Regions from separate parts of the Homo sapiens genome. Here all the other regions are linked to region 3. Evidence: chromatin contacts called from ENCODE Hi-C or POLR2A ChIA-PET data. All regions are on one chromosome and are shown on one strand. Each heading gives the region's core, a stretch centred on a gene start or an enhancer-like site at or near the end of the contact. The rest is flanking DNA. Distances are from core to core; before and after follow the strand shown.

Region 1 (3,057 bases), core at 412-2,911, 640 kb before region 3:
AATTCCAGCTTTTTTTGTTTTCCTGCAATGCCAGCTTACAAACCACATGTTCCAGGTGGTACAGCTGGACCCTCTAGCTTGGGTCCCCAAGTGACTGTGTGGAGCAGGGCCCTGCTCCTTACTCCTCCTGTCCAGCTGACCTGATTAGGCAGGTGACCTGAGTGAGAAATAAACTTCAGCTATCTTCAGCTACGAAGGCTTCAGGGTCATATTATTACCAAAGCATAACCTAGGCTTTCCTGACTCATGCTTTTGTACAAGCTCTTCCCTTTGCCTAACATGACCCCCTTCAGCTGCCTGGGAAAGTCTTACTGATCATTCCAGCCCCATTGATCTTCTCTTCTGTGAAACCTGATCTGAGTCATTGCAAAAGAAAGCTAACTACTTCCTCCTGTGCTCCCATGGCAACTTGTAAACAATGCTGACATCATCCTCATCGCTGGTTATCATAACAATTTAATATCCATCAATTCATATGGTACTAGATCATGGGTGCATTGAGGGCAGGGACTGTGTGTCCATCCAGCTATCAAATTTGTATCTCCAGCACCCCACAGAAGGATTTGCATACAGACGATACCCAATCCAATGAATGATGAATGAATAAAAAACTGACTAAATGTAATCTGTACAGAATAGGCTTTTGGCTGAGCATGATGGGGGAGGTCTGGGTCATACAGTGAAAACACTGTATGGGACTCTATAGTTTGCAGACATTAGAAGACAATAATTGCCATTTTGAGCTTATGTTGAATTCATATTGGCCTGTATAATGTGTATTACTATAGAAAATAAAACTTTCATACATACAATCAGGAAGGTGATTCTTCAAAGAGTGTCTAAAAATTAATTATGACTCATGAGTGAGTGCACGAGAGTGGAATCAATGTGGGTCCTGTTAGTGGAGAGTGTTTATTTAGGAAACAACACTGCACATGTGTAACAGCCAGAATGACGATTAAGATCACGTGTAACTGGCACATTACAAAAAGGTGGAAAGGACACTGTGAACAAAATGCAACTCTATCTATCATCTGTCTACCTATCTATCATCTCTCGATTTATCTACCTACCTATCATCTATCAATCTATTATCTATCATCTATTAGCTATTATCTATCTATCTTCTGTCTATCATCTATCTATCATCTACCTATTATCTATCATCTATCTACTATCTATCATCTATCTACCTATCATCTGTCTATTATCTATCTATCTATCAATCTATCTATTATCTATCTATCATCTATCTATCTATCTATCTATCTATCAATCATCTATCTATCTTCTATCATCACCTATAAATCCCATGACAGCAGTAGGGGCAGATCTAAGTTTTGTGGGGCCTCTCATTGCCTCTTTAAATTAATTCTATTGGGTAGGGGCAGCATTCCTCTACCCCTGCTGATGACTTGGGTAGACCAGAGATCTCAAGGTCACATTCAGACAATAAAATATCCTTTGAATTGCACAAAATGGCCTCCATTCAGATTTTAGCATTCCAAGTTGCAGATAATAGTTAAAACTTCAGAAACAATTTAGCTTTAAATCTTCTTTCCTTCCCTGGCTGGGACCTGTCTCACCCAGGAAGTCTGCCCTGGGAAGGGGTCATGGCCCTCTTCCTTTCCCCTCCCTCTGCTCACCTCCTTCCCTTTGTTTGCTGCTATTTCCCTCCATTCCTGGAATGAAGCCCAGAAAGGGGAGAGGTATGAGGATGAAACAGCTCTCATGTGGCTGGGCAGCCTAAGGCTTTTGGGCCGGACAGCTGGCCTCCCTGGAGCAGCCTGGCTGATGATTAAAGCTGACCCTGCCATGAGCTCCACAAAGGCCTCCAGCTGGGCTGCTCTCGCCTGTGGTTCCATTGACCCAGGCTGAAGCACCTCTGTCCCTTCAGGTGGTCTCATGTGATTCTTTCCCCAGCTCCTGGGATTCTGGAGGTGCCACGTCCAGTCCCTCTGCTGAGGTCTTCAGTCCATGCCTTTAAGCCCCAAGACCACCCCACACTACCCCACACCTGCTTCTTTTCCCACGGGGCCCTCATCTGGTCTTGGGACATGCTGCTTGCTCTGCCACAATAGTATCCATCGGTTAAAATATTTTGGCGCTGTCCTATGTCCTTTGCATTTATTACCTAATTAATAATGCTCACAACCAAGTAGGTACATTTGGCAGGCTGTATCCATGGGTATTTCCTGTAAAATTTCTGTCCCTGGTTTTGCCATCATGAAACACTGTGTGCACATTTCATTTGTCATTGATTTTGGCTGCAGAAACAGGAATCAGGAGATTGAGGCTTTATCTTGGCTTGACCATGAACTCACTGTAAAGCTTACGGCAAGTCAGCCATATCTCTGGGCCTCAGTTTCCACAGCAATAAAATAGGGAAGTGGAATGGATTCATCCTTACAAGGTTCCTTTTCTTTTCTTTTTTTTTTTCTTTTGAGACAGAGTCTCGCACTATCGCCTGAACTGGAGTGCAGTGGTGCAATCTTGGCTCACTGCAACCTGTGCCTCTCAGGTTCAAGCGAGTCTCCTGCCTCAGCCTTCCAAGTAGTTGGACTACAGGTGCACCACCACACCCAGCTAATATTTGTATTTTTAGTAGAGATAGGATTTCAGCATGTTGGCCAGGCTGGTCTCAAACTCCTGACCTTGTGATTCACCTGTCTCGGCCTCCCAAGGTGCTGTGATTACAGGTGTGAGCCATGGTGCCCAGCCCCAAGGTTCCTTTTCACAGTAAAAGTCCATGATTTAAGAAATAATTCTAGGATAAAGAAATGCGTGTAGGCTTGGGGATAGGAGGGGAAAGGCTAGTTAGGATGTGGGGTTCAAGGATTTAAGTAATCCTTAAAGGTCCTAAGCATCCTTCAATATTGAACAAACTTAAATATGGATCTAAAATGCCTTGGAATCTAGGGCTTTGTCAATTGCTTCTTTCACAACTCTAATGAGAAATCTCATTAAAAAGAGAGGTTTCAGTCCATGGTTTTGAGAAACTTAAAAACATTTGTCTGCCTGACTCATTAACTCCACTACCAGAAATAGATTCTAAGA
Region 2 (2,885 bases), core at 117-2,616, 910 kb before region 3:
TAAACCACACCTGCTGGGATTTGGATTCAAGTCCAACCGTACAGCTCAAACGCTCAGCCACTTCCCTAAAGTCCACCCCCAGCTACATTAAGTAAAAAAATCCAGAAAGATGCCACCTGGGGGTCTGGAACTGCCTCCTCCGAGCACCCGGCTCTCCCCTCCCTGCGGACTCTTCTCTGGAGAGGATGTGATGCTTCTTACTTTTCTCAGATCCCTCTCCCCACCCTGCGAGTGACGTTGCGCCTCTGTGCCTGGTGGGATAGGGATCTGGGAGCTTCGCCTGTTTTTTGCACACTGCCATCCCCTAGTCTTAGGGAGCGAGCTCTGTCCCGCTTTTCACATCTCCGCGTCTTTCCTTGCACTCTACATCACCGCTGGGAATGTCCCCAGACCTGATCGGGGCATGCACACTGGGGTGTGCGTGTGCGTGTGGTGTGTGTTCCTGCGCGTGTGCCGGGCTCGCGGGGCAGGAAAAAGCGCCTAATCCAGGCTCTGCGTCACTCCCGCAATTGGTTAGAAATGGAGTTTCCTGGTGTTTAATCCCGGGAGGGCACTTCGCCTTCGTTGTTTCCCAGAGTCCCTGATTTTCCTGCCTCGCATGCCAGCGCCCCATAGGGCATCCGTGCCTCAGTTCACCTCTTGCCATCCTCCAAGGACGGGGAGAAGGGGTAAGGCGGGGGAGAGCAAGGTGGCTTGGTCGCCCCCGGCCCCCGCCCCCCATGTTGTGTGCAGTTTCCACCACGTCTGTTTCGGAGGGAGAAGAGGAGGGTGCAGATGAGGCGAGGCGCCTTCGGGAGCGCGGAGAGCGGGCAGGCAGTGCCACCTGCTGAGAGCCACTCAGGCCGAGCAAGCGGCGGGCAGTGCCACCTGCTATAAATAGGCCGCCAAGGACAGGGTGTGCGACTGTACATCCCGCCACGAGGGCCTGCATCACGCGCGGGGCCCCGCGCCCCCGGCTCCCCAGGGAAACGCTGTGCCCAGATCCTGCGCAGGGGTCTGGATGGGGCGGCGGCCCGAGTACTTCCCCCCTATTCCCCCCACAGACACTGGCTGAGGATGGCCCGCGGGCTTGGGGGCGGGGGGTGGCAAGGAGGGGAGGGAGGCCGCGGCGGACCCGCAGTGCAGCAGCTGTTGCTCGCGTGTGACTCGCCCGTCCGGGCCGTGCTGCCCAGGCACAGTCACACGGCGCAGTGGGGAGGAGGAGGACACCGAGTCCCCCTCCCAGCTCCCCGGGGACCGAGTGGGGAGATCCCGGCTCCTGTCTTCCCCTCGCCTCCAGCGCGCTCGCCCAGGCTGGGAGGAGGAAACCAGAGCCGCGCGCAGACACCTCCTCCTTCTCCTCCTCTTCTTCCTCCTCCTCCTCCTCCTCCTCTTCGGCTGCTGCTCCTGGTGCCGCCACCGTCCGCCGGTGCCTGTTGCTGCCGCCGCCGCGGGACCTGCTGTGTCCTCAGCTGGGTGGAGAAGAGGCGGGCGCCGAGCCGAGGGGAGCCCCCTCCCCGTCCCCCCGCGGCGGGAAGAGCGCAGCCAGCCGGGTGCGATGGACTCCCCGCCCGCCCAGGCCGTCCCCAGGATGCCCCCAAGCACCTGCGCGTCCCGGCCCGGCCCCGGGCTCTGAGCGCGCCGCGGCACAGGTAAGGCGCTTCCTGGGGCTTCGTCCTGGCCACCCTGCTGGCTCCTCTCGGGGCGTCGCGGCCGCCCCCTCCCGCAGCACGCCCCTGCCCCGCCTGGCCGCGGAGGGGAAGGCATCTGGCCGCCCACGGACGCGAGGCCAGGGTCTCTCGGGGGAGGAAGTTCATTGCCATCTCGTTGCCCCCCTTACCCCCCCACCCCCGCCGCCCTTGGACGAAAGCGAAACCTTAATGTTGCTAGCGACCCGAGAGCTCCGCCGGCTTCTCCCCCAACCCCCGCCAGCTCACTGGTCCGCGCATCTCTCCCCTCCCCCCTCCCGCCAATTATCCTAGCGTGTTTGCAAGGCGACCAGATTGGAAAGAGTGTGGTCAGAGTGACCCCAAGCCACGCTTTAAAAGTTCAGGGTACTTTGCAGTAGTAACTTTGGCAGCTCCACCAGTGCGCGCAACATTTCTTTCTATGGGTACATCCTGTACCAGTCATTTTGAAACCCTGCTTCATTGTTTCTAGCCGCTTCCTGATGGCTCTGTGATTATGAGACCCCCCTCAAACTTCACCAGGCATTAAGGTTTTGTTTTTGCTTTTTTTTCAGAGAGGTATCATTTCGTTTGAAATCCACCTAGATGTGGCTTTTCCTGTTTTGATTTTACTTAACATAGCTTATTCTCTGGAAGTTGCTTTAAAAAGAAATTGAAAGTGATGGTTGTTCCTTCCACCAAACAGTTTAATTTTCAGGGTGCCTCATATTAATGGATATGTTTTCCCTTCATAGATTTCTCATTGTTTCCCTTATGATGGGATGATTTCATTTATTAATAAAATCAGACTTTGAAAGAGCATTTAAAAATGACCTGGTTTAAATAGGTCACACCCAAGAAACTCAGCTATCTGTACAAGTTCAAACTTCTAAACTTTTTCAATGAGCTAGGGGTGGTGGCACCCACCTGTAGTCCCAGCTACTTGGGAGGCTGAGGCAGGAGGATCACTTGAGCCCAGGAGTTCGAGGCCATAGTGAGCTATGACTGTGCCACCTCACTGGAGCCTGGGTGACAAAGTGAGATCCCATCTCTTAAAAAAAAAGAGTTTAGGGGACATTTTCTGAAGTGAACACAAGTAGAGCATTCTAACACTATTGAGTGCAAGGAGACCTGGAAGGGACTAAGTGGTTCAAAGCAGGAAATAAAATCATCAGGTGATAATTAAAATAATTTCTTTCCTGTGGATTTGTCCAGCCATTTGCAAACCAGGAGAATAGG
Region 3 (2,910 bases), core at 109-2,608:
AATGAAAGCATAGCTTCAGTTTTATGTCGAGCTAAATTAATTGACTCAAATATCTTCTATTTGCCTAACCTCCATCTTGCCCTTTCATTTAAAGTCATTAATTTTAAGTACTCAGTTTATGAAACCATTCTTATTTCTATAATTAAGAAATCAAAATGTTATACACAGGAATAACTGATTTTTAATACTTCCAGGATCTTTGAATTTTATATACCAAACTTGCTAAATCCATGAAAATCAATGTCTCAGTTTCCTAGACCAAAGAATTTTTTGATCAACGTCTTAATGACCATGACTGAGCCTCATCTATTTTAGAACCTTTAAACTCTTTTACTATCCAAAAAATAAGCTGAGCAGAAAAGGATGCTTTAATTTGAAAGTGTAAAATGCCTCTAGGTGAGCTTCTGTGAATTTTCATTATTATGATAGGTTTAGCCTCACATTATATGATACAATGAATCAATACATTTAATTTGTCTTCTTTTGGAGACTTTGGAGGCATCAAATCAAGGCTTTGACTGGTCTTAATGGACAATACCCATACAATCTATCTGGCCCATTAAGTTTAGTCCTGTAAATATTTACTAAGGGCCTTCTCTGCACAAGACCAAATAGCTATTAACCAAAGGTTAAAAGAATCTGAGACAGTTCAAGAACTGTTCTGCTTTGCTTTCTATGCGGTTTTGTGAACTCTTGCTTTGTTATAAAACAAATTCACTTTCAAGTCTTTTGACCAAATTGGATGTAGCCTGGGAAACATTTTCAAAACCTGCAATTCTACCTCACGTCTAGCTCCCCAGAACAGTGTTAGTGGCCTGAGAAACAGAAGGACTAGCTAGTGGGAAGGCCCCAGAGAGAAAAACTGAAACAAACCTGGCCACAAAAACAGAAGAGCTGAACAGCAGCATTGCCTCCGGGAGTAACTGACTTATATCTCATTTTCTTTAACACTGAGAAGAGAATACAAATGGCGGGATTAGGTGAAGAGAAATGCTGTCAAAATCAACAACTAGCAGCTGCTCTGGAAGAAAACCAGAAGACGTGTGTGACCCAAATATTCATTTCCCAACTCAAAAATATTTCCTATAAGCAAATCACACACGAGGTGTTATTCCCAGAGGAGTGTGGGGACTTTCTCTGATTTAGGACTCAGAACTGATACACAAATGCCAGTACAAACTACACAGTAACTATATACATATCAGAAATATAACCCACTTAGAAAAACACCCAGGACTTACACAGATTTTTGAGACTTCTGTACTTAATAACTAGCTATACAATTATTTTCTTTTACAAAAGAAAAGAATGTGTTGCTTACCAAGACAACCTGCTTGTCTGTTCCATTTGGCAGTCTGTAAGAAATTCAAGCACTTCCTTGAATTTATTTCACTGTTAACCACATTTGGTGTTGAAAACAAAACAAAACAAAAAGGCTGTTTTATGCCACCTACCGAATTCCACTGGAATTACATTACATAGTTAAGAATAAACTTATTTTCTCTTATTCATATGTAGCATAGTCTGTGGGTTACCTGATAGGCCTGTATTAAAATAGAATCACGTTTCTATGGTTCCAAATTTCACTACAGTCAGTTTACTATTGTCTACACTGATGAAGTAAATGAGGTAATGTTAATAATCCACAGATCATAATTGGCTGAATTCAAAATGCTTACCGTGGTGGCTATGCTTGGCAGAAGTGTGCGTCTGGGTGTGTTTCGGCTGCTTTGTTTTTCCTCTTGCCTTTTCATCCATCCACTATTAAAAGTGGAAAGAGGGAGGGGTCGAGATTAAAGTTTTGCTGAAGCACACTCGTAAAGAGGGAAGATCATTCATGTGCTGGTTACAGGATGGATGTTAATCACGTCTTTTTTGACAAGTTGATTTTCAGAGAAAATTTGGTGCTGAATTTTTTTCCACTGATCTTTTCAAGCTTTCTTCAAAACATATTTTTGTAAACCCTAAGTGAAAAATATGCTAAGAAGAAAAGAGATTCTTAGCGTGTTTTTCACATAGGGTTTATAAAAATCCTGGGGTTTGTTGACAGCATGTTCAAGGAAGACATTCTGATAGCTCTACTCTTGCCTTTTCCAGTAATGACAACAACAAAATAACAACACAATAAATGGGCAAATAAAGCTATGGGATTCCAGCTGACTGCCTCTGAAGTTGATCTCAGCCTGCATGGTGTCCAGTCAAAACCGGATGTGGGGATGACAAAACTGCCTCCCTTCCTTCCCTCCACGGTTCTCTCCCGTAATCAGCTTTTCTACCACACAGCGAGCAAGGCCAACTTCCCTAAACTAAGAATGCTGAGATTCTTTTCGACTTATAATGTTCTGACTGTCTCTCTCTGTTTCCCCTTACCTCAGAATTTGTTTAATAGAGGAAATATGTTATGTCTACAGATATTTTCTGAAACTGAAAGAATGAAACCACCCACCTGCCATTTCCTCCCTGAGACCCATAACTGGACAGGAGGGAGGTGTCTTTGACTAAGAATTTAGTTCCTGGCTCCCAAAGGCATTGACTTTGTGAATCCAGGCTGAGGGAGCAATGCCCAGGGGAGGGAAGTGGGCAGGGCAGTAAGGGAAGCTTCTCAGCACTCTGAATTCCTGTTTTTCCCCACAGACTCATCCCCACTACTCCCAGTTGTGTACATGATTACAAGTGTGTGTGTCTCTGCCCACCCCTAGCCCATACCTGGGCATTTCTTTTTGGATTCAGGGCAGTAAAAATATGCTGTCAATTAGATGTAATCTGTAGTTAGTTGTGTTTTTTTTTAACAAAACCTTATTGATATATAATTCACAAACCATAAAAAATTTCACCTTCCATAAAAAATTTCACAAACGATAAAAAATACACCCGTTTAAAGTGTATAATTCAGGCCGGGCATGGTAGCTC
Region 4 (3,071 bases), core at 390-2,889, 830 kb before region 3:
CTACCACCACTACATCTACAGCCAAAATTTGCTGTGCATCTACTATAGGCCAGTGCTTTATCTGTGTTTTTGTTTGTTTGTTTGAGACAGAGTTCCGCTCTTGTCGCCCAGTCTGGAGTGCAATGGCACAATCTCGGCTCATGGCAACCTCCACCTCCTGGGTTCAAGTGATTTTCCTGCCTCAGCCTCTGGAGTAGCTGAGATTACAGGCATCCACTACCACCATGCCTGGCTAATTTTTGTATTTTTGGTGGAGATGGGGTTTCACCACGTTGGCCAGGCTGGCCTTGAACTCTTGACCTCGGGTGATCCACTGCCTCAGCCTCCCAAAAAGTGCTGGGATTACAGGCATGAGTCACCACACCCAGCCAAAACTATCCCTTTTAAGTGTGGGATCCATTATTACAAAGGCCCAGTGACTTAACTTACCTAAAGTCATTCAATCATCATCACACAGCGGGATTTACCAAAATTAAGATGTAATTTACATTCTGTAACATTTTGGTATTTAGTAAATCCACAAATTTTGGTATTTAGTATATTAATGTAACCATCATCACCATCTAATTCCAAAACATTGTCATCACTGCAAAAAGAAACCCTGCACCCATTAGCAGTCTCTCCCTATTTTCTCCTCTCTCCAGCCCCCGGTAACTACTAGTCTATTTTCTGTCTCTATGGATTTGCCTGTTCTGGATATTTCATATAAATAGAATCATACAGTATGCAGTCTTTTGTAACTGGCTTATTTCAATTGGCATAGTGCTTTCAAGGTCCATCAGTGCTGTGGCATGTATCAGTACTTCATTACTTTTTATAGCCAAATAATATTCCATTGTGTGGATATACCATATCTTGTTGATCCATTCATCAGTTGAAGGGCAGCTGGGTTGTTTCCACTCTTGGGAGTTGTGCTGCTGTGCACATTCATGGACACATTTTTACATGGGCATATATGTTTTCAATTTATGCAGAGGGATTTTTAGTATTAGATTTTCAGGATTTGGTATTATCCTTGGCAAATATGGGTTTCTTTGGAAACAAATTTTTCTGTTTGTAAGAGATGATTGCATATCATCAAACTTACACTAACATTCCCTCTCCACTATGAAGCTCTGATTTCTGTCCTATCTCCTCCTATGCAAGGCCTGATTTCCAGAGAACGTTAATCTTCTAAGCCTTTCTCCATGCGGATCCTTCTTCCTGGAAAGCCCATTCCCTCTCCACCTTCTGTAAATGGCCTGAAACCAGCCAGGAAGCTGGGTTTTCCTTTGCAGCCTGAAGTTATTTTCCTTCCTCTGGGAACTCATCGAAGCTTCACCTGGACTTTGAGGGAAAATAACTTCAGGCTTTTGTCACTCTTTTCCCTGCCTGAGCTTCCCTGCTACCCTCTATGCCCCTTGAGGGCAGGATTCTGGTCTGACTCCATTTTGCTATTTCCTGCAAGGACTTCTGTGGCTTTCCAAAATAGGTGCTAATGAATATTCATATTTGTGAACTGAATTCCTGATCCATTGCCAAGTGGTTCTGATTCACTTGAAACCCAGTTGAACTTCCTTGTAGAGTTTGTATTACAATGGCTCTATTTTTAACCAGGTCTTAGGGTGGGGAGGAGCAAGCTGGCAGAGTGAGGTCATTCTTTTGCATGTGTCCCTGCCTCACTGGCCCCCCCCACTAGAGGGCAGCCTGCCTGGCATCACCTCCTAAACTTACAGGAGGTTTTGCCGCCCTTGCTTCTTGTTCCTCCTCAAAAGAAGAAATTGGCAGAAGAGCTGGGGCAGGAGTGTCAGGGTTTGTTTTGGTGGGGATATGGTCAGGCTTAGTAGGGAAGCAACTCTTCCAGTTCCCAGACCGGCCCCCCTGCCTTTCAAGTCCTCCGTTAATGTCTCAGGAGTGCTGAGATGGTGAGACATTAAAGCATCCTTTTAAAGTTACTTAGACAACAATTTGAGATTTCTGTAGGGATACTGTATTAGTCTATTCTTATGCTGTTAATAAAGACATACCTAAGACTGGGTAATTATAAAGGAAAGCGGTTTATTGACTCACAATTCCACGTGGCTGGGGAGGCCTCAAAATCATGGTAGAAGGCAAGAAGGAGCAAGTCACATCTTACACGGCAACAGACAGGAGAAGAATTGAGAGCCGAACAAAAAGGGTTTTGCCTTATAAAACCATCAGATCTCATGAGACTCATTCACTACCATGAGAACAGGATGAGGGAAATCACCCCCATGATTCAGTTATCTCCCACTGTGTCCCTCCCACAACTCATGGGAATTATGGGAGCTACAATTCAAGATGAGATTTGGGTGGGGACACAGCCAAACCATATCAGATACTATCGTGTTTAGATCTCTGCAGTCCTATTTGGATAGCCTATTGCTTTCCACAGAGCAACTATATATATATATTTTAAAGTAAAGGATCTAAAACTGTAAGAGTGGTTCTTGATCCTGGCTGATAATCAGAATCACTTGCTAGAATATATTTCTAAGCTTTAAGTAAACCCAGAGTCAACATTATGGGTCAACACCAATAATGACCTCTGTGGCTGAATTCAGTGGGCTGACACATTTGACTTGGCTAGGTGGAGTGTTTTAATAATTGAGAATGCATTCTCTAAGATGCTGTAGTTACTTCATTCTTTATCCTCTCACACCTTGCCCTCTTCACACATTTATATGACCTGCTTGCTCTTTGAGGTCTCTGAGAATTTGACCTTTGCTCCAAAACAGCCCAATCATCTGAGACCCTCTACTCTCTCTCTCACTTGGCCACCTTCCCATTACAGGTGACTCTGATAGACAATCAGGGCTGGAAACTATCAGTGTCTTTGAGCAATGACTATTCTGTCTGCAGAGGTTCTCAATTCTGACTGCATGAGAGAAACACCTTGGAGATGTTAAAAATTACTGATGCCTGGCTGGGTGCGGTGGTTCATGCCTGTCATCTCGCACTTTGGGAGGCTGAGGCGGGTGGATCACCTGAGGTAGGGAGTTTGAGAGTAGCCTGACCAACATGGAGAAGCCCTGTCTCTACTAAAAATACAAAATTAGCCAGGTGTGACA
Region 5 (2,932 bases), core at 391-2,890, 740 kb before region 3:
TGAGAGAGACATATTTGCTCCTCTGAGTAAAGGGTAAGGATGCTTACGTCTGTGTGACAGCCTTCTCTCTTTTTCAGAACCTCACTGTGGATCGCCATCGTTGGCCTGTACTGAAGGTAAAGCAGATAGAGGCAGTCTCATCTGTCAGATGAAGACCTCATACACCTGTTGATTAAGAGGCTTTCTTCAGATCATGGTTTAGAGCGGTGTTTTACAAACTTGATGTGCTTGGAGTCTTCTGGAAATCTTGTTAAAAGGCAGACTCTGTTGCAGTAGGTCCGGGTGGGTTCTGAAGTTCTAACAAGCTCCCCAGTGAGGCTGATGTTTCAGGTCCACTGTGAGGAGGCAGGGCTTAGAATAAACAACCGTGGGAAATCCAGTCCAGATCTTTGATGCATCCTAGGTTAGGCCTGTCTGTCAGGCTGCCCTGGGTCTCTAGTGATGGACTCCAGGAGTCTCTCAAGTCTCAAATAAGTCTGAGTCATCAGGGATATTTTTTGAGAAGAGTTGTGCTGTCTGAAGAAGCAAAGAGTGAGTGTGATGGGGAAAATGCAGTGATTAAAAACATGGTAAGGTTTAAAGAAAGATTTGACCATATGCCAGGTGAACCCAAATGTATGGTGCTTTGCGTCTTTCCTGCCCTTTGGTTTTCCAGGGAGGCAAGGCCTTATCTCTTATGGAGCACAGGAGACACAGTGTGGGCGTTTGTTTTCTCAGCCGTGGGCTCTAACCTAATTGTCAAGCCTACAAAAAAAAAATGCTGAAAATCAACTTCTGACTAGATATCTGGTAGTACATAATCTCCATAATTTTCTCTCTGGGTGTATTATGCAAAAGATAATCCTTTGTTATTAAGAAACAATTTTTAAGGCAACTCCCAACTTTGAAACGGGGAAAAATCATTTTATTTACCTCTATGTGCTAGGGAACAATATTAAATTTAGTTTTATACTTTTCCTTTAAGCATTTCAGATTATATTGTGCATTTCACCAACAATAGAAGCTTTCAGACTTTATATGTCTTGTAAAAAAAAGCCTAATATAGATAAGAATAATTTATTGATTTGAAACCCATTGTATAAGAAATAGTCCAGTGAAACTTAAGTTCAAAGTTTTTTTTGTCTTGTGGATGTAGCTATGTCAATATGCCTAGTTTATAGTAACATTAAGTCTAGTGGATTAGATATTAGATATCAATTGAGATGTAAGCAGTAATAAACAGTAATGCCTAAACTGAAGTATATAATCTGAATCTTTATGATGACCAATTTATATTATTGTGAAAAACTTAGGAACTGATTTGAAACATGATTTACATGTTTTACATGAAACATGATTTACATGTGTCATATATAGTTTTCAATAATTTACGTACCAGCAGGAAATTTTAGTGGATAAGTGGAATAAACTGCAGGTGAAACTTTGCTGGAAAATACAAGCATAGTGACATCTGTGCACCAAAAGCACCTGGGGAGATTTTTTAAAACATGGGCCAGACATGCCTTCCTGGCTGTCTCCCTCACTGTCAGTGAGTGTGGGGATGGGGTCTGGGCCTGAATTCTTTCTTTTTAGACTCCTCAGGATTCTGATTGCTGCCACGTTGAGAGGGTTGACCTCAATTCGGACCTCAGAGGGTGACTTGAGAAACTGTCACCACTTGGTGGCAGTGTTGCTCCCCGCATCTTGATTGCCCTTGTTTCTTTCCAATCCCGGAAAAGTGTGCTTGTTTTTTTTTTTTTCCCTGCGTGTTTTTGTTTTTGATCTTGCTATAATATTTATATTCCTTGCTCATTTGCAACTTATTTGAATGGAGAGCTACTTTCTGAAATCTAGATGTTTTTCTTTTTCTACAGGGTTTTAGGGCATGGGCAAAACACGGAAGAAAAAAGTTGTCTTCAGTTGGCAGAGACGTGGATTTTTAAGATTGTTCTTAATTTACTTTCTGTATAACTTTGCTTTTCTGTGGTGAACAAAGACCAGGTTCAAGATAAAATATTGCAAGCCAAGAATCTGATTGTTCATGGATTTCTATGGTTAAAGATACTTGATCACCTCCCCATCCGCCCCCTACCCCACCCACCCTGCGCCGCCCCCACACCCCATTGTGCTTCTTGGCTTGTCATTTCAAAAGTCAAGGAAGTCACAGTGAATGGCAAGATTTTACCTCGACTTGCTATTTTTGTGCCTGTTAACAATTGTGAGTTAACACTGACTGAGCTTTTCCTAGTGAACCTCCGGCGTTTAAACAGCCAGTCCATAACACTGTGTGAGGGCTGGAGCTAAGGTTATTGGTGACACAAGATAGCACCTGAGCCAGTGCTGCTTGGTAGGAGGGCTGAGGGGAAGAGGGCTGAGGGCTTGGATGCTGAGATGCTAGAGTCACATCGCCTGGATTTGAATCCCTGCCCTCCTGTTCTGATACCAGCTGACCCATGACGATGCTACAGCACCTGACAGCAGATTCCTCCTTAGGGCTGGTCTAACTCTAGAGTGTGTGCCTGTGTGCCTGCAGGAGAATGTCCAAAGTGAGTGATCTTGATCTGTTAACCTTTGAATTTTAACCTATACCAGGGAGCCATTGAAGAGTTTAAAGCAAGTGAATGACGAGTAGTTTGAAAATATTTCCAGGTGGATAGAATTTGTGGACATACATGAACATGAGCAGCCTCAAAATCAGGGCTGGGACTAGAGTGAGGCCAGCACGTGTCCAGGGTGCAAAATGTAAGGAGGCATTCACTTTCAGGGCCTGGCAGGTGTGGACCCTGAACTTCCAGGACCTTGAGAGTGAGTGTCTCCTAAGGATTACACCCTGGGGGCCTATTTGCCTCATCCTGGTCCCTGGTCCTCTGTGTACCCTATTGCCTGCTTCAGTAAACAGGCAGCCCTGCAAGGGAAGGAAGGGTTGGATCAGCTCTGAGGAGGGAGTTTTTTT
Region 6 (3,048 bases), core at 95-2,594, 650 kb after region 3:
AGAAATATGCAGGCTTAAAAGACAACAGACCACTTACCGAATTACTTTAAGATTCTAGAATTAACCCTTATCAAAGCACATGGTTTTCAACTGGAAAAATCCAACCACCTATAAAACCTCCCAACAGTTAAGCTTTGTAGAAGTTGCAACAAACTTCCCTTCTGGAAAATTAAATCATCAGGTTTAAATGACCTACTGCCGGTTCCTGTGATTTTTACAAAGCAATCACTAGGAAAATAAACCAAACTTCTAACACCATTAAGACGTGTCACTGATGACCACTATTACATTTGAGCTTTATATAATTGGCTGTGTTCAGAATCTGGTTTTTCAATTTCACTGAACAGGCTGGTATTCTGGACAGCAACATTTAAAGCTGAAGCACTGAACCTTAATTCGAAAATTGTTAAAGCAACCAAATGTGATGCTGTTATAAACCACCTTCCAACGAGCAACTGAATTATCAGAAGAAAAACCCTCACCCTCTTTTTTTTCTTTCCAAGAAGGCTGAGTTCTACATTGATGTGATTGAAGTCCCTCCGCAGGGTTCCTCTGGGGCCCTTCACGATAACTGTGCGTCCCTTCAGAGTAATGTCGACTAGAAGAGAGAACACACTCGTCAGGCCACACAACGCTTGGAACGTGCAGTAAAGATGTAAGTAAAAGACATCAAGTCTCATACCATTTTCTGGAATGTCGACAGTCTGATTGCTGAGAATAGTCTTCATTCTGAAACACAAACACTGGGGGTGAGGCCGACGCAAGGCCCGTTTTTCCACCAAACTACGCCGCACAGAGCTCCACTCCTACTGGAGACTGCCAGGCGGAAGTTCCAGACAAGATGTCGGAGGACGGGAGACCGACAGCGGGCCCCAGTGTGTCCCAGCCTGGAAGGAGCAGCCCCAAAGCGAGAATTACGAGGCCCAGCAGTCGAACTCCCACTCAGCCCAACCCTGGAAGTCCTATGCGGGCGGTGCCATCCCGGCAAGACTGAGGGGCGGGAATAGGCCAAAAAGCCCACAACAGGATTCGCATCTGGCGCCGCCAGGCTCATATGGCGCTTGCCGAGCTGGGGGACAAACAGGACAAGGTTCCGAGAGTGGGAGCCGCGCCGCAGCCTTTCCCAGAGCAGATGGTTTCAGATTCCCAGTACCCCCACGAGCACAGAAACATCCTTACCTCGCAGTAGACGCAGCAAAGAAAGAACGTCTGTCGTCATTACGTACTTGTATCGCGTAAGGGGCCTGCGTATTGCGTCATGAGTGCGCGACGCACGTAAGGCTAAAGCAGCCAATCGTGGAGCAGCTTGGCTGCTTGTCATAAATGGAGCGACGTAATTTCGACCTGTCCTTTCCCGGGAGTTAGCGATCCCTCAACCCCTGCACTGCGCTAGTCCTAAAGAGGAAATGTCTCTACGCTGCGGGGATGCAGCCCGCACCCTGGGGCCCCGGGTGAGCGGCGGGGCGAACGGGTTTGGGCGTGGGGTGGGGGGATCCTATCCCTTCAGAGCGCCCATGCCCAATAATAAAGGCCAGTGCATTTACTGAACATTTACTACTAGCCAACGGCAGTTTTAAACGTTTTTCGTGTAATCTCATGTAATTATCCCGCCAGCCCCATGATATAGAGTCTCTGGCATCAGTTTGTTTGCAAGTCTCTCTGGGCCAGCACCGAGGACTTATTTTCTGCTTAGAGTGGTTTGTACCCTATATTTATGGAGCACTGCAGTGAGCACCCCACATAGCTATTCTGTCTTGGACTCTTACTGTGTGTGAGACACCACTCTAGCCGCAGAGAACACAAACCTGTCCGCTAGGCTTCAGCGGCAGACATTGAGAAGTGCAGTAGCAATCGTGCAACACCCTAACAGGCACTCTTTGAGTTGTCGAAGGTTCTTTTGAGATACATGTGCAGACTCGTGGATTTTGTAGTGTTTTGGCTATCTCATACACGTTTGTGTTCAGATGTAAAAGCCGAATACCATGATTTCTTATGTTCTTGACTGCCACGTTCAAACACAGAAACAATGTAACCTAGAAAGTAAAAACGTTCATCCTGGCCAACATGGTGAAACCCCGCCTCTATTAAAAATACAAAAATTAGCTGAGCGTGGTGGCGTGCGCCTGTAGTCCCAGCTACTCGCCAGGCTGAGGCAGGAGAATCGCTTGAACCCGCGAGGCGGAGGTTGCAGTGAGCCGAGATCGCGCAACTGCACTCCAACCTGGGCGACAGAGCGAGACTCCATCTCAAAAAAAAAAAAAGAAAAAGAAAGTAAAAACGTTAGGCTTGGTTTTAACCTTCCAGTTGTCTGAAACTAATTGGGCATTATTAACCTACGTTTCAACAATTATTCAAAGCTCGAGAGATTTATTGCACACTTCACTTTAAACGCCCCTGATTCAAGTCAGGACCAGAACAGTTTTAAACTGTGGCACCTTCTTCAGTTATTGCAGTTCAATCTTGTTGAAAGACAAACATCTAGTTCCTGGTAGGTGGAGTACATGAAAGTGTGATATATGTTAGTTCCAGAGATTTTCGGGCCGGGTGCGGTGGCTTACGCCTGTAATCCCAGCACTTTGGGAGGCCGAGGCAGGTGGATCACCTGAGGTCAGGAGATCGAGACCATCCTGGCTAACATGGTGAAACCCTGTCTCTACTAAAAATACAAAAAAATTAGCCGGGCGTGGTGGCGGGCGCCTGTAGTCCCAGCTACTCAGGAGGCTGAGGCAGGAGAATGGCGTGAACCCGGGAGGCGGAGCTTGCGGTGAGCCAAGATTGCGCCACTGCACTCCAGCCTGGGCAACAGAGCAAGACTCCGTCTCAAAAAAAAAAAAAAAAAAACAGATTTCCAAATCTATTCTAAACTCAGTAGTAAACAGTCAACTCTTACTCTCTTTTAGGTTTGGTTCCTTCAGTCATCTTTTATATTCTAATGCCCTAGAATACTAGAGCTCCTAGTTTGACATAATTTCTGAATCACTTTTTTGGCTTTACCCTTCCGTTTAGGTGTTATGATGGGTTAAAACTAAATTATTACGGACTCCACTA

The links. Hi-C counts contacts between places; a loop is a spot of excess contacts on that map. ChIA-PET counts read pairs that join two places held with the same protein, here RNA polymerase II (POLR2A). Pooled maps may share reads with other maps.
Region 1: a pooled map shows a loop between it and region 3 (6-fold over the local background). The contact joins the enhancer-like site here to the promoter of TLR1 in region 3. A Hi-C loop is called at or near these places in 1 of 168 maps with a recorded cell type or tissue (naive thymus-derived CD4-positive, alpha-beta T cell), 7 of 37 single-sample maps with no recorded cell type and 15 of 50 pooled maps. POLR2A ChIA-PET finds 5 or more read pairs at or near these places in 5 of 52 experiments (CD4-positive, alpha-beta memory T cell, MCF 10A, OCI-LY7 and 2 more).
Region 2: a loop to region 3 is called in a pooled map, with 9 times the contacts of the local background. The contact joins the promoter of TBC1D1 here to the promoter of TLR1 in region 3. A Hi-C loop is called at or near these places in 2 of 37 single-sample maps with no recorded cell type and 9 of 50 pooled maps. POLR2A ChIA-PET finds 5 or more read pairs at or near these places in 1 of 52 experiments (PC-9).
Region 4: a loop to region 3 is called in a map with no recorded cell type, with 2.1 times the contacts of the local background. The contact joins the enhancer-like site here to the promoter of TLR1 in region 3. A Hi-C loop is called at or near these places in 2 of 37 single-sample maps with no recorded cell type and 8 of 50 pooled maps.
Region 5: a loop to region 3 is called in a map of naive thymus-derived CD4-positive, alpha-beta T cell, with 8 times the contacts of the local background. The contact joins the enhancer-like site here to the promoter of TLR1 in region 3. A Hi-C loop is called at or near these places in 2 of 168 maps with a recorded cell type or tissue (naive thymus-derived CD4-positive, alpha-beta T cell and posterior cingulate gyrus), 5 of 37 single-sample maps with no recorded cell type and 15 of 50 pooled maps. POLR2A ChIA-PET finds 5 or more read pairs at or near these places in 1 of 52 experiments (activated T-cell).
Region 6: a pooled map shows a loop between it and region 3 (5-fold over the local background). The contact joins the promoter of LIAS here to the promoter of TLR1 in region 3. A Hi-C loop is called at or near these places in 5 of 50 pooled maps. POLR2A ChIA-PET finds 5 or more read pairs at or near these places in 4 of 52 experiments (CD4-positive, alpha-beta T cell, OCI-LY7, T-cell and 1 more).

Annotation. Positions count from the first base shown.
Region 1 is chr4:38,160,735-38,163,791 of GRCh38, forward strand. It overlaps LOC124900693 (a long non-coding RNA gene), which reads left to right. Exons shown (of 2, transcript XR_007058099.1): 2 at 1-812. Among named protein-coding and RNA genes, the nearest start is that of PTTG2, 200 kb to the left of the region's middle. RefSeq lists an enhancer at 113-614. Within about 2 kb of position 1,662, at least 16 of the 41 ENCODE cell types and tissues checked have a DNase peak (open chromatin) inside an H3K27ac peak, as active enhancers do.
Region 2 is chr4:37,889,718-37,892,602 of GRCh38, forward strand. TBC1D1 (TBC1 domain family member 1) reads left to right here and starts at 1,367. Exons shown (of 22, transcript NM_001396959.1): 1 at 1,367-1,631. RefSeq lists silencers at 886-1,075, 1,396-1,895 and an enhancer at 2,675-2,804.
Region 3 is chr4:38,803,433-38,806,342 of GRCh38, forward strand. It overlaps TLR1 (toll like receptor 1), which reads right to left and starts at 1,359. Exons shown (of 4, transcript NM_003263.4): 1 at 1,322-1,359; 2 at 874-950. RefSeq lists enhancers at 559-608, 845-1,014, 881-1,050, 958-1,127, 1,062-1,231 and 1 more.
Region 4 is chr4:37,969,277-37,972,347 of GRCh38, forward strand. The region is part of intron 2 of TBC1D1 (TBC1 domain family member 1); the gene reads left to right. Among named protein-coding and RNA genes, the nearest start is that of PTTG2, 10 kb to the left of the region's middle. Within about 2 kb of position 1,640, at least 8 of the 41 ENCODE cell types and tissues checked have a DNase peak (open chromatin) inside an H3K27ac peak, as active enhancers do.
Region 5 is chr4:38,060,543-38,063,474 of GRCh38, forward strand. The region is part of intron 14 of TBC1D1 (TBC1 domain family member 1); the gene reads left to right. Among named protein-coding and RNA genes, the nearest start is that of PTTG2, 100 kb to the left of the region's middle. Within about 2 kb of position 1,641, at least 12 of the 41 ENCODE cell types and tissues checked have a DNase peak (open chromatin) inside an H3K27ac peak, as active enhancers do.
Region 6 is chr4:39,457,712-39,460,759 of GRCh38, forward strand. It overlaps LIAS (lipoic acid synthetase), which reads left to right and starts at 1,345. Exons shown (of 11, transcript NM_006859.4): 1 at 1,345-1,451. The coding sequence starts at 1,407. RPL9 (ribosomal protein L9) reads right to left here and starts at 1,211. Exons shown (of 8, transcript NM_000661.5): 1 at 1,180-1,211; 2 at 683-729; 3 at 483-598. The coding sequence starts at 728. RefSeq lists enhancers at 212-962, 1,158-1,452, 1,823-1,872 and a silencer at 1,393-1,442.